2 separate regions of the Homo sapiens genome follow, and region 1 is linked to region 2. A link is a contact called in ENCODE Hi-C or POLR2A ChIA-PET data. All regions are on one chromosome and are shown on one strand. The core of a region is the stretch at or near the end of the contact, and the rest is flanking DNA. Distances in the headings are between cores, read along the strand shown. Region 1 has its middle 98 kb from the start of NEUROD1. Region 2 holds the start of ITGA4 (integrin subunit alpha 4).

Evidence for each region. Hi-C counts contacts between places; a loop is a spot of excess contacts on that map. ChIA-PET counts read pairs that join two places held with the same protein, here RNA polymerase II (POLR2A). Pooled maps may share reads with other maps.
Region 1: a loop to region 2 is called in a map with no recorded cell type, with 8 times the contacts of the local background. The contact joins the enhancer-like site here to the promoter of ITGA4 in region 2. A Hi-C loop is called at or near these places in 3 of 37 single-sample maps with no recorded cell type and 10 of 50 pooled maps. POLR2A ChIA-PET finds 5 or more read pairs at or near these places in 1 of 52 experiments (activated T-cell).

What each region holds. Positions count from the first base shown.
Region 1 is chr2:181,775,387-181,781,959 of GRCh38, reverse strand. No RefSeq gene overlaps it. Among named protein-coding and RNA genes, the nearest start is that of NEUROD1, 98 kb to the right of the region's middle. RefSeq lists a silencer at 5,284-5,578. Within about 2 kb of position 1,744, at least 8 of the 41 ENCODE cell types and tissues checked have a DNase peak (open chromatin) inside an H3K27ac peak, as active enhancers do.
Region 2 is chr2:181,455,098-181,460,853 of GRCh38, reverse strand. It overlaps ITGA4 (integrin subunit alpha 4), which reads right to left and starts at 3,468. Exons shown (of 28, transcript NM_000885.6): 1 at 3,003-3,468; 2 at 2,537-2,658. The coding sequence starts at 3,199. RefSeq lists enhancers at 2,422-2,471, 2,832-2,881, 2,942-3,131, 3,852-3,961 and a silencer at 3,282-3,671.

The DNA of each region.
Region 1 (6,573 bases), core at 495-2,994, 320 kb before region 2:
TGTACAGTTAATTTGCCTTGATGTGCAACATCTCATTATCTCCACCTGCAAGAGAAGTCCTTTCTATCCCTCATCCAGAGCTCCCATTCCTTCCTGATTGCATATCCAGGGATTCGTTAATGCTTAGGAAAATGTTGGAGTCCAGGAAAAGGGAATATTGCCTACCTTGGACTCTGTCAAAGCCCTGATAACAGGGAATGATACTAGTGGCTTAAGAACTTGGCCTTGGAAACTTGTGAGTAAAGGATACAAGCTGATAGCAAACCCCAGCTCCTGTAGCAACCACAGAAACCAAGGTAGCATCCTACTCTATGGAAGCAAATATTCAGGGTGGGGAAGTGCTTCCCATCTTCAGTGATATGTGGGCACATCCTGGTGGATTCCTCCCACAGGGTGGCCATGCCTTGTGAGTTATAGCTCTTTCAAGTTTTGGCTAACTCACTGGTGTTGAACAGTGTAAATTCAGGTTGTATTGTACTTATCTTGCTGGGCACTGCTTTGTTGCTCATTAGCCATGAAAAGTCTTTATGAATGCTGGGTTCTAGGGATCTCACTGGGGAGGAGGCAGGGAGTGAGTGGGCTTAAGAAAGGGGAAGTGCTGCCTATGCCCTAAAGGTTGCCTCAGAACCCTGCACAGGCAAGGCCCACTGTTCCAATGGCTACCACTAGGACTACAGCAGAGCCCTGCCACAGAGGCTCCTAGGGGAAAGGCACCCCCACCTCTGCCACCACAAACAGTGTCATACTCAGCCATGGGTTTTTATTCCCTGCCTGGCAAGAACCCAGGGGATTTATAGCCCTGGTGCTCAGCCTTCTCACAGCTCACAGCCACCTGCTAGGTACTTACTACCTCCTCATGGACCCCAGATCACCATCTTTCCAACTCCTTCCCTCTTCCCAACTTCTTCCCTCTCCTGGGTGGCAACTCCTCTTTAAAAATTGAGCTTTCTTTCCTTATATCTGTCATCTTAAAGGAAGCCACCTTGGTGATTGGCTGGTGATTTCCTGTTTCCATTCATATTGTGACTTATTGCTAAATCATCTCCTAAAGGAAGGAAAGCAAACCTCCAGTTTAATATCTAGCTTTGTGCCCTTTCTTTATAGTATCTTAGTAAATGATTGATAGAAAAACTAGAGTCATGGCTACAAGGAAAACATCAAGATGAGTTCCAGGTGTCTATAACAGAAGAATGGTGTGGTAGTTCTTCCAGGCTTCTATAACAGAAGAAATGGTTCTGTAGGAATGGTACTTTTGTAGTGAAGACATAGGATTCTTTTGCTCCTTCTAGTCATAAACACCCTTGGTTTGGGTCCAAGAACTGATTTCCTTTACACTAAAATACCCTCCTGGGATTGAGTAGAGTCCAAGGCTATGGGTTCATTTACTTGAACAGTACTACTCCTTTGTCTTAGATTCTTGCCATTTTGTCAGAGCTCAGCAGCAGTTAATCTGATGCTATATGCAGCTGCTGTTTGCTTGTTTTTTCTATCCACAGCTTGAGCTATCCATTTGTTTATTTTGGTTCTTTTTAAAAGGCCCTCTTTGTGGTCTTAGCACTGCAAGTAGATGGAGTGGAACAAGGAGTTAATGTGTAAAGTTTTTCATCTTCAGAGAGTTTCATTTCAAACTAATTCTGGGTCACATGTGCACTGAGTTCAGTTTTTGTTTGGATACAATGCTGCAGCTTGGAGAGAAAGAACAGGAAGTGGGACATTCCAGCCCCCAGGCAGCAGCTTCTGCTTGTCAAGCCTTTCTTGACAATAAGGTCACAGACATTTAGTAAAGGCGGCTCTGGGAAGTAATTTACAAATTATGCTAGGAGCAACAACAAAAAAGGTTTATTATTGAACTAGGGATGATATATGCACATTAGCAGAAATCAGGTTTTAAAATAAGTTTAACTCCAATCCATGTATCAGGAGACTGTGCCAATTACAGAGAGAGAAACTTTAGGTGGGAGGGAAACCAAGGCCAGAAGTAGAATCATACTCCCTGCAAATCATCTGCGTGTGCAGAGGACATTAAGGAGGATAAGTAAAACACTCTTTCCAGGTTGTCAAGGCTAGTAACTAGAAAACTGAGGAAAGAGCTGCTCTTAAAGATACAATGAAACCCATTCAAGTTTCAGCCATGAAGTGACCTTGGAGGGCAAGAACAGCCATCAACCCTAGGTTGGTGCTTTCTGAATAAGGAAGCCAACAGGAAGACATAAAGCATGGCTGCAGCTCCTACAGATATAATGTGACAAAACATGCATTCAGGTCAAAGTATGATTGATCACCTTCTGGTCTTTCCTGAAGTCTGGGGTTGACAAGCTCTTAGCATTAAGTAACTGTTTCCTGTTTCTTTCATTCCATCTCTGGGAAGGTCCCAGCATACATTCTATATCATTCCACCCACTGACAAGGAGACCCTGTGTGGGCCTTGATGAACCGGAAATGAGCTCTGACATCTTTCCTGAATTCAGAAGAGGCAGTGCTGTCTTTGGGGAGGAGACTCAAATACCATCTAGGGTCATGATGATGAGTTTGTGGTTAACTTAACATAGCCCAATTTCTCAGTTATGCTAATGGTCAAATTATGGTCAGACTGTCAACATCTTCAAAGAGAAAAGATGGCAGATAATGTACTTTCTCATTGTAAGCATAGTTTATCAGTCTAATGTTCCACAAAGAATCTGCATGTACCTGAATCAAACGTTCTAACCAGGCCAAGAAATCATTCACAGAGTAAAAATGGAAACTGTCAAGTTCATTACAAATCACAGCTGCTTGGGAAATTAGTGAACTCTTATTGATGTCTTTTTTTTTTTTAAGCAAGAAGGGATAATCTGTCAAATGAAATTGTTTATGGATTCAAAATTACCCAGGTCACCAGTTAGTTATTATGCTCAAGATGGTAGCCTATTCTTAAAGGGACACAATATCCTGCTAGTCTCCCAGCACATTGTGTTATTAGTAATGCCATTTGTGTTTGAGCTAGGAGGAAATCCAATGTCAAATGAAAAGGGTTTCTCCTTTTCATGAATTAGCCTTTCTTTAGCCACGCCATCAAAAAAGTGAGGACACTGCTAATTTCCCAAATCTTTTCCAGGCTGGCACCGAATGGATTCAAGTAAATCACTGAATGCCTTTATCTCTGAGTGACTCATGCTGTTCAGAGCCAGCTTTATGGGTTTGAAACCCAGCTAAGCTCTCACTGCCTCCTTTGTCTTTTTACATAGCACAGCTAGATTTAAGTGAACTCAGAAGTTGTATTTGAACTGTGCAACTCATTAATAGCTATCCCATAAAATTGTGTCTCTCAGTTCATTGGATCTAACTATTATGCTGATATAATCTTTTCTTTGCAATTTAAAATATAATATTGACATACTTCTGGGAAACTATGACTCTATGGTATAACTTTATAATATGGTATGTCCACATAATAATTAACATCTGTTTTATTTTTAAAGGAAAGGTGAAGGTATAAGCCCATTTCTCACCTTCTCTAACTTAATTTTTAAAGATGATAGTATGCAGGAAAGTGCAATTAACCACATTTTACATTTTAATCTAACATCAGGAAAGAGAATTTCATCTAGCCAAGATAAACTTGAGAAAACAGCAAAGAAGGAATTCAGCTAGATGTTTTTATTAAAATAAAATGACAAAATCAAAATATTTTTTCAAATAAGATAAAATCAGCCCTGCCCTTATTAGAAAAGAAACAAAAGGTTCAATTTCATATTAAGGGTGTATATCTCCTTTCCTTAGGAAGATTTCAAGGATTTGGAAACTTCATGTTAGAGTTCCTAATTATTAATGATTTGTCTCATAACTCAAGAATGCTTCTGAGTGAGTTTCTGAAGATGTAAGTTTCCTGCAGACTACGAAAAAGTACAGAACTTCAAATGGGCTTAAAGGCCAGTGTTATCGTTTCTTTAAATAATTTTTCTCATGTTTGATAAACTCATATTTTGTGAGTGTGTAAGTAATGTGAAGTTAGTACTTCCAATACTTCCATTTCAATAGATCAAAATCAAGTTCAACTAAAGAGCCATAAAGATAAGCACTATCAATTTGCTAAGCTGTCATCACAAATACAGGGACTGACTAACCAAACAGGTTATATGACCCATGAAAGCAAGAGATATTTCGCATCCTTCCTTGTGAATGAAAGTGCTTAGCACTGTCATTTGTACTTTAAAATACATAGCAAATGCTAACACTTAATTATGGCTAACATTTGTCAAGTTCTTGCATTTGAGACTGACAGTAATAAATGTACCCTTCCCTCAAGAATTTGAAATGAAATATTCAATACTTTCAATGTATAGTTACTTAAAGATAAAAAAATATCCAACAGTACTGTAAGAGTAAAACTGAGCTATATTTTAGCAAAAAGAACAATGAGTTTTAGAATACTTAAATCGAGACAAAAACTGACTTACATTTTCATCTCAGTTCAGGTACTTACCAACCATATAACCTTAAGCAAAGTACTTATTCCCTCTGAGCTTTGGTTTACATGTATTAAAATTGGATATTATTTCAGAATATTAATGTATAGATTAAGCAAGAGAACATGTACAGCAAGTACCGCATGCTTGAAATAGTACACACTCAACTAGTAGAACTATTTTTTATAGAAAGCAAATATTGTGGGTTTTTTTAATAAAAAGTTTTACTTTGTTTTATTTTACTTTATTTTTAAGACAGGGACTCACTGTGTCACCCAGGCTTGAGTGTAGTGGTGTGATCATGGCTTACTGTAGCCTCAAACTCCTTGGCTAAAATGATCCTCCCACCTCAGCCTCCCTAGTAGCTGGGACTACAGGTATATGCCAACATGCCTGAATGATTTTTTAATTTTTTTTGTAAAGATGAGGTCTCCCTATGTTGCCCAGGCTGGTCTGGAACTCCTGGGCTCAAGTGATCCACCCACCTTGGCTTCCCAAATTGAGGGGATCACAGGCATGAGCCACAGTGCCTGACCTCAAGTATTGTTATTAATGAAAACTTGCTTCTATAGTGCTTGATATTCTCAAACTATGTATTTTTCTAAAATAGAACTATATTGTTTCTGGTAATGCCATGGGTCTGATAGGTGAGCTAAGGCAAAGTCATTGGGATTGGCATTATAACATTCCAAGATCTTCAGGAGCTGGAAGATGGGGCTTGTGAGACTCAGAACTGTCTCGTGCGCTACTATTACCACTTAGGACTGTGAAGTAAGGAATTCGCTCAAACTGTACTGCTTTTCTTTTGCTCCAGCTTGTTTGGATCATCTGGATTTTAGTTATCTAAGTCAACCATGTAGTATCAGGGGCAGTATAAGATTAAACAGATGCACTAATGACAAAAAAAAATAATGTGAGATGACAACACTTTAGTTACTGAGGTTCTGCACAACAGGATGTTCTTTCCACACCACCTCTTCCTCTCATTCACTGGGGATGACAAGTCACAGTGCTTTGGTCCTTGGCAACTTATCATTCCAAAAGGAACTTGGCATATCAATGAGTTAGAAATGCGTGTTGAAGTTGCTTTCCTTTTTTACAGCGGTTTCCAGAAAAACCTGTAGGTGTTGGCAGAGAACATATAACTGTTTTATAAAAATATAAATTAAAGCCTCTGAAGGAGTTAGCTATCTGAGGAGTTAAAACTTACAAGAACTATTATTATAAAATTTCTGTAAAAGTAATATAATTGTTAAGAAATCTTAAATACATAGCACTTGGGAAGAAACTATAAGACATGAAAGATCTAGCAATCATAAATCAATAGATACTGGTACCCAAGAGTATTAGGTAAGGCACATACCAATATTTAATCAACACTTAACTATTGTGCAGTCATCCAACATTCACTGAGTGCCTATTGTATGCAATGTACTATGGAAGCCATGTGGAATATGCTAATATGAAACTGTCTGACTTCAGAGTCTATAGTTTAATGCTAGAGGTGAATTTAAAATTTATAATTTTAATGCTATACAGCACCATATCACTTGTGAATCTTACTTGGAAGGTTTCAGAAAATTCTTGGCAGATGTAATACCAGATCTAAGCCTTAAAGCATGAGTAGGAGTTAGCTGCTGGTAAATTAGGCAGGAAAGACCATTCCAACAATATGAGACCAGATCTAAAAAAAAAAAAAAAAAAAAAAAAAAAAAGCCTTACAGGTAAGAAACAGCATTTACAGAGAACAGTAAGCAAGTTGATATGGAAGCTTAGCATACAACCGACAATGGCAAGAAAGATCAGTGGTATGCAGTTTGCGGAGAAGCCTATTTTCTTTTTATTTCTTTTCCTTTTTTTTTTTTTTTCTTGTTTTGAGATGGAGTCTCACTCTGTCGCCAGGCTGGAGTGCAGTGGCATGATCTCGGCTCACTGCAACCTCCACCTCCTGGGTTCAAGCGATTCTCCTGCCTCAGCCTCCCAAGTAGCTGGGACTACATGTGCATGCCACCACGCCCGGCTAATTTTGTATTTTTAGTAGGGATGGGGTTTCACCATGTTGGCCAGGCTTGTCTCAAACTCCTGATCTGCCCGCCTCGGCCTCCCAAAGTGCTGGGATTACAGGTGT
Region 2 (5,756 bases), core at 2,219-4,718:
CATTTCAACTTCTACCTTTTAATGTATTACCTTTTAATTTTTAAACTTTTGGTTCAGTTTATCAATTGTCCCTATTAACCTCAGCCTGCTTGTTACAGATAACATACAGATAATAGATTTAAGTAAACAATAAAGAAGAACCACTATTTTTTGAATGTATTATGTGTCAGTACTGAGCTAAGCATTTTTGAAACATTAGAGTCACCCACATTTGAAACAGGACAACTGAAGCTATTTTATACAGAAGATTCACACACACACACACACACACACACACACACACACACTCTTCTACAGAAGATGGCTTATATATATTTACACACACTCTTGAAACTTCTTCATACAAAATAGTGCATAGCCCACAAACCTAAGAATCCTAAATTATCTTTATTACCAATGTATTGTTTTTAGTGTTTTATTTCTAGACTGTAGCCTCAATCCCTATTTTATAGCTTCAAGCTACCACTGAATTTATTCTGAATAGAGAGGCAGTTTCTTTACATGAGGAATAAAAGATATCTGTATTCTTTAGAATGTTACATGAGAAATAACTTCAGTCAACTCTTCGGCAAATACTCAAGGCATTACTATCACTATTAATGTTTTAACTCATTGACTGACTAGGAATCTTGCCTTTTTTCCTTTCATCCCAGTAAATACCTTGTAGATTGGCCAAAATTTTGAAAGTTAAAAATCAGTTTGGCTCATCATTTCTAATCAATTATCTTACTCATCAGTCAGGTTGATAAATTTTCACTCCACTTTTATTCATTCATCCATCCAAAAGATCTTCATTTAATTCATATCTATGACATATCTACTATGTTTACATTTCTCTGAGAACAGTCAACTCCCATGCTACACATGCCCAAACAATTTTTTCCTTCCATTGACAGGCATTATCTTAAATTTAATACAGTATTATGTCATGATTTATCCAGTTAAACACAGACATCCAGAAATAGATTCAGTGTCCATCCAGACAGGAAGTAGGCACTAAATATCAGTAGTTATAATGTCATGGATCAGGAAACTATGACAGGACAACAGAAATAAAATTGCTCCCTCCTGAGACCTTGCCAAGATCCTCTGGCAGACCAAAGTTGTCGGCTCCACTCCCTAATTCTTCACCCACAACTCTCTCATGCAATGAAAATTATGCTTTGCAAAATCATTCCAAAATGTATGGGTCTGTGAATGTTTTATGCATTCCTACTGTGATTTCTGGTATTGAGGATGCTTAACAAGAGGCTAGGGCTTATTCTACATGCTACAGACAACTCGTAGACTTTTATAGGTGCTCTGAGTTAAAAGTAAAAATTCCATTATGTTTATACTCTATCTGAATTCATCTGAATGAAGGGAACCAGCTTCACAGTTTGAAAAAGAGCAAAGACTACTATAAAATACAAAAGAAGTTAAAGATCCAATAACTAATCTCAAAAGTCCATTTATAGCAAAGAAATATAAAGAAGTACCAATTTTATTCACCGTTTACAGATGACCCATCAGCTCAGCAGACAACATATTAAACCATTCACTTAATTTTATTTGCATTGAAGATACATACATGGAAGAAAATGGCTTAGACTTTGGACGCATTCAGACCCTAGTTTGACTTTAGTTCCCACCTATCAGTCACTAGCTAAGTAACTTTTAAAAAGGTATTTGCAACTCTGAGCCACAGTCCTCATACATAAACTAGGAACAATGTCAACCATGACCCAGGGTTGCTTTAAGGGGAAAAAAGTTAAGCAATATATATAGCAGTAACACTTTGGAACAAGATAGGTCTTGTTATTTAATATTCCTTCCTCTTTCCCCACTTGCCTGTGTGCAACAAACTTGTCTTTGGCTTTGAAACATGAAACTTCTCCCCTCTATCAGTACACATTTTTCAACTTGTCACAAATCTGAGACATTGAGAAATGACTGCAAAAAGATGGACCCATATAACATGAGTTTTGGATGACGGTTTTGGGAATGGAAAATTATACTACATTAACGATGAAGATGCCAATTTTCCTTTTCTTTTAGATTGTATATTGTAAGTAAAACTATCACTTTTTTTTTTAGGCCTTTAGGTTAAACGACGGGATATGGGATCAATTCCAATTGCTATTCCTGATATGCTCCTTAGCCTGTTCTTTAAGAGGGTTGATAGGTCAAAGATGGAAATAAAATTCTCAAGTCTTGGCTTAGCTGGATCCTGTCCTTAATACGCTGAGAGAGTCTAAAATGTGCTTTACACACGGAGAGACGGGGAGAGATGAAGAGAAGGTATCATAAGAAATTTCTCTAGCATAGTTGTCAGAGTACTGCAATCATTGCCATAAGGAAAAGGGAGAACGATATTAACAGAAAGGGAATCCCTTTTATATTAAGGAGGCAAGATGAGATGGAGTTGAAACTGAAAACTTTATGCTCTTTAAACCAGAAGTAACAGGCAACGTGAATCTTTCCAGGACTTGCCCTATGGTGGGGTCCACATGGGGGGTCGGGAGGTCACTAACTCCTGGTCCCATACCCAACTCACCCAGCTGGAGCTGTTCGCACGTCTGGCCGGGATTCTTTCCGATCCTGCATCTGTAAATCGCCCCGGGATTGATCACTGAAGCGTTGGCGAGCCAGTTGGCAGTGGGCGCACCCACTAGGAGCCTAAAGCGAGACACGTGCACGTGCGCTCAGACGTGAGCTGTGCTGCCCACTGAGCTCCCTGTCGCCACAGATGTGCAGTCCGCAGCAGGGCAGCTTCCCCACCTCCTCCTCCGCCCACCACCCCCGACTCGAAGCTCCAAGACCTTGCACCATAACGCACCCGGGGCGCTGCCGCCCCAAGATAAGTTAGTTTCCCTGGCAGATTTCCAGCGAGCTGGCTCTCGCAGCGTTTCCCTCCTGCCTCCTTGGGAGGGAGGAAAGTTTGAATCGGGCAGGGAATCCCTAGGGCGCCATTCTCACGCCGCTCTGAGCTGCTGAGGGCGCATCAGTCCAACTCTACTCACCATCGGTTCGCCCCGTGGCTGTGCAGCACGACCGAGTAGCCGAACAGCGTGTTGTGGGGGCCCTGGTAAAGCAGCGCGCTCTCAGTGTCCACGTTGTAGGGGCGGCCGGTCGGGACCCCCAGGCACAGCAACAGCATCACCGTCTCCCGGACGGCGGCCCTTCGGGGGCCGGGTTCGCGCCTCGCTTCCCAAGCCATGCGCTCTCGGTGGGGAACATTCAACACTAAACGGCCACTACCCCAAAGTTGCACGGGATGCGACGGTTGGCCAACGGGGAAGAACGCCCCAAGAGATGAGGCGCAGCGTGTCCGGCGCCAGCGGGCTAAAGGAAGGAGAGAGGGAAGAGGAGGGGAAGTCGGCCCACCGCGGGCGGAGCGTTCGGGCCGGCCTGGGATGCCGCGCACTCGCCCGGCCCCACTCCCGGTTTCTGCCGCCAGCCGGGAGCTTCGGGTGCTCGCGCTGCTTCTCCGGGTACGGGCCGCTGGGTGGGGTCCCGGGCGTGGTGCGGAGGCGCAGGGCCGGGCTCCGTCTCTGCCTACGCGCGGCTGCAGGGGGCGCTGGGGAACCTCGGCTGCGCAGGACTCGCGTCCTGGCCCGGGCCTCCCAGCCCGCAGAGCGCGGGATGGCTCTGGGCTCAGCAAGAGCGGACCTGATGGGGCACGGGCTTCCCCTTTTAACGGTGGTTGGGGCCTAGAAGCGGAGCTGTGTGACCCCAAACTGCGCGCCCCTCGCTGTGACCGCCCAGCCCGGCGTGGCCCAAATGCCAGCCACAAACTCGGGGAGTGGGACTGCGGCGGGGAGCCGTCCAGTTCTTTCGTTGATAGTTAAACACTGTGTCTTGTTTTTCAGGTGTAGGCAACCACTAGATAAATTATCAAGAGCCACAGATTAAAAACAAAAAACCAAACAAAAAGACTCGCCGAAGGCCCCTGGGGAACATTTTAGTGACAAAGACGTTATGGCTATTCTCTTCAAGACCCACATCTCAGCACCCTTCTATACCCACTTCCTTCCTCCCCACACTTCCTCTGCAGCCCGGGCTGCATGCGTGAGCAGGCTAGCAGCAGCCTCTCAGGCTGAACGGCAGGCGGTTTAGGCTGTGGCTGACCCCAACAGAGAGGTTGGGTTAAGGAAGCACTGTGACTTGATTCACTTTAACCGATTCGGATTGCTCCAGCTGGTAATTGATGATCCCCCCTTTTCACGCACCCACTCAGTTGCCACGGGACACACCTGCTTTTAGGGGTGTAAACCCCAGTGTGGGGTCAGGGTCCTAATGAGCCTCTGAAATGTGCCGGAGACCCACAACGCAACACACCTGAACTGGGTAGTGAGTCTCATTCTAATGCAATCCAGGTGTGCCCTGCCTTTTTTTTTTTTTTCCTTCAGCAACCAGAGAGACAGCCATAGGTGATTATTAGACTGATATTTTCAGGAGATGAAAGTCTAGTTTTTTATTGTTGCTATATGTAAAAAGAAAAGAAAAGTCTGCATCAAAGAGTGTGTCTGTGTGCTAAAACCATGCTGGAATAAATAACACATCTGACACTAATGACAGATACACAATTAAAATGCTTATTCATTTATTCAGCACATTCATGGAGCAGGCACTTGACTAGGACCACAGGATTCCACCAAGAGTAAGGCAGGACTGATACAAAGTTTCAAAAAATGTTCGCTCCAATGGTAGATAGAAAAATTTGTACTAACTAGAGAAAGATCCAGGTAAGGACACTTAAAGAGAGATTTGAAGGACCAGGAATCTTGAATCAGGCTAAGAATGGGATGAGCAATAAGGAGGGCTCCAGAGGAGCCAGGTAGAAGAACTGAGAGAGCTTGCCTGGCTAGAGTATTTAGCCACTCCACACACAGGTTGGTGTGATATGAGGCTGACTTAGGGAAGCAGGAATACATGGTGAACCTCATGAGCCAGGTTAGGAATTTTAAATCTATGTTGGGACTGACAGGAAGTTGAAGAATTTGTCTCGGTCAGCTCTGGGTTTCAGAAGTGTGAATGCAAGACTGAACACAGAAAACCTAATTTTGGAAGCCCCTGCAGCAATAAGTAGAGATAGGATAATCCCAAGGGGAAGTATTTCTCTTTCTTGAAAGAGAATGGTGCTACCATTCATGGAGAAAAAAACACTGAGAAATGAAGTTATATGCATGTATGTGTGCATGCAGATGGGGGCATGGATGGGTTAAGTTTTAGCCATGTGGAGTTTGAGATGTTTATGGAATGACAGGATATTCTAGCCAAACTCAATGCAATTATTTTCAGTCTGTCAACAGACAAAACATGAGGAATATTAACTTTCTCTTACTCTATACTGGAAAAAGTCAATACAGTGTGTGATAAATCTATTGTAAAAATGAAATGGCTTCCAGAAAGCTAACAATCAGGGCCCATGGCTGTTTCTTTCTGTAGTAGTGCTGAGTGTGTTTCTTTCTTAGTAGATCTACATGCTGATTTTAACCCAGTTCCACAATGAGCTTACAGTGTCGTTATTCTGAACTATGCAATCCTTCTTGTTTACAGCTACAAAACCTCCAGTTGAGGCCAAGGAAGTAGGTATGTTGAAGCCATTCTGACACCCTCCAGAAACTGGCAAAGCCAGATCTTCTGATCTGAACCCCTACCAGTTTCTTTCCCTCCCTTCACCAAAATCTTTTACAATGAAAGCCACTCAACACAATTCGTTTCATAGCGTAGTTTTGGTGACAAGCAGTCAGTGGAGTGGTTGGTAAGGCAGG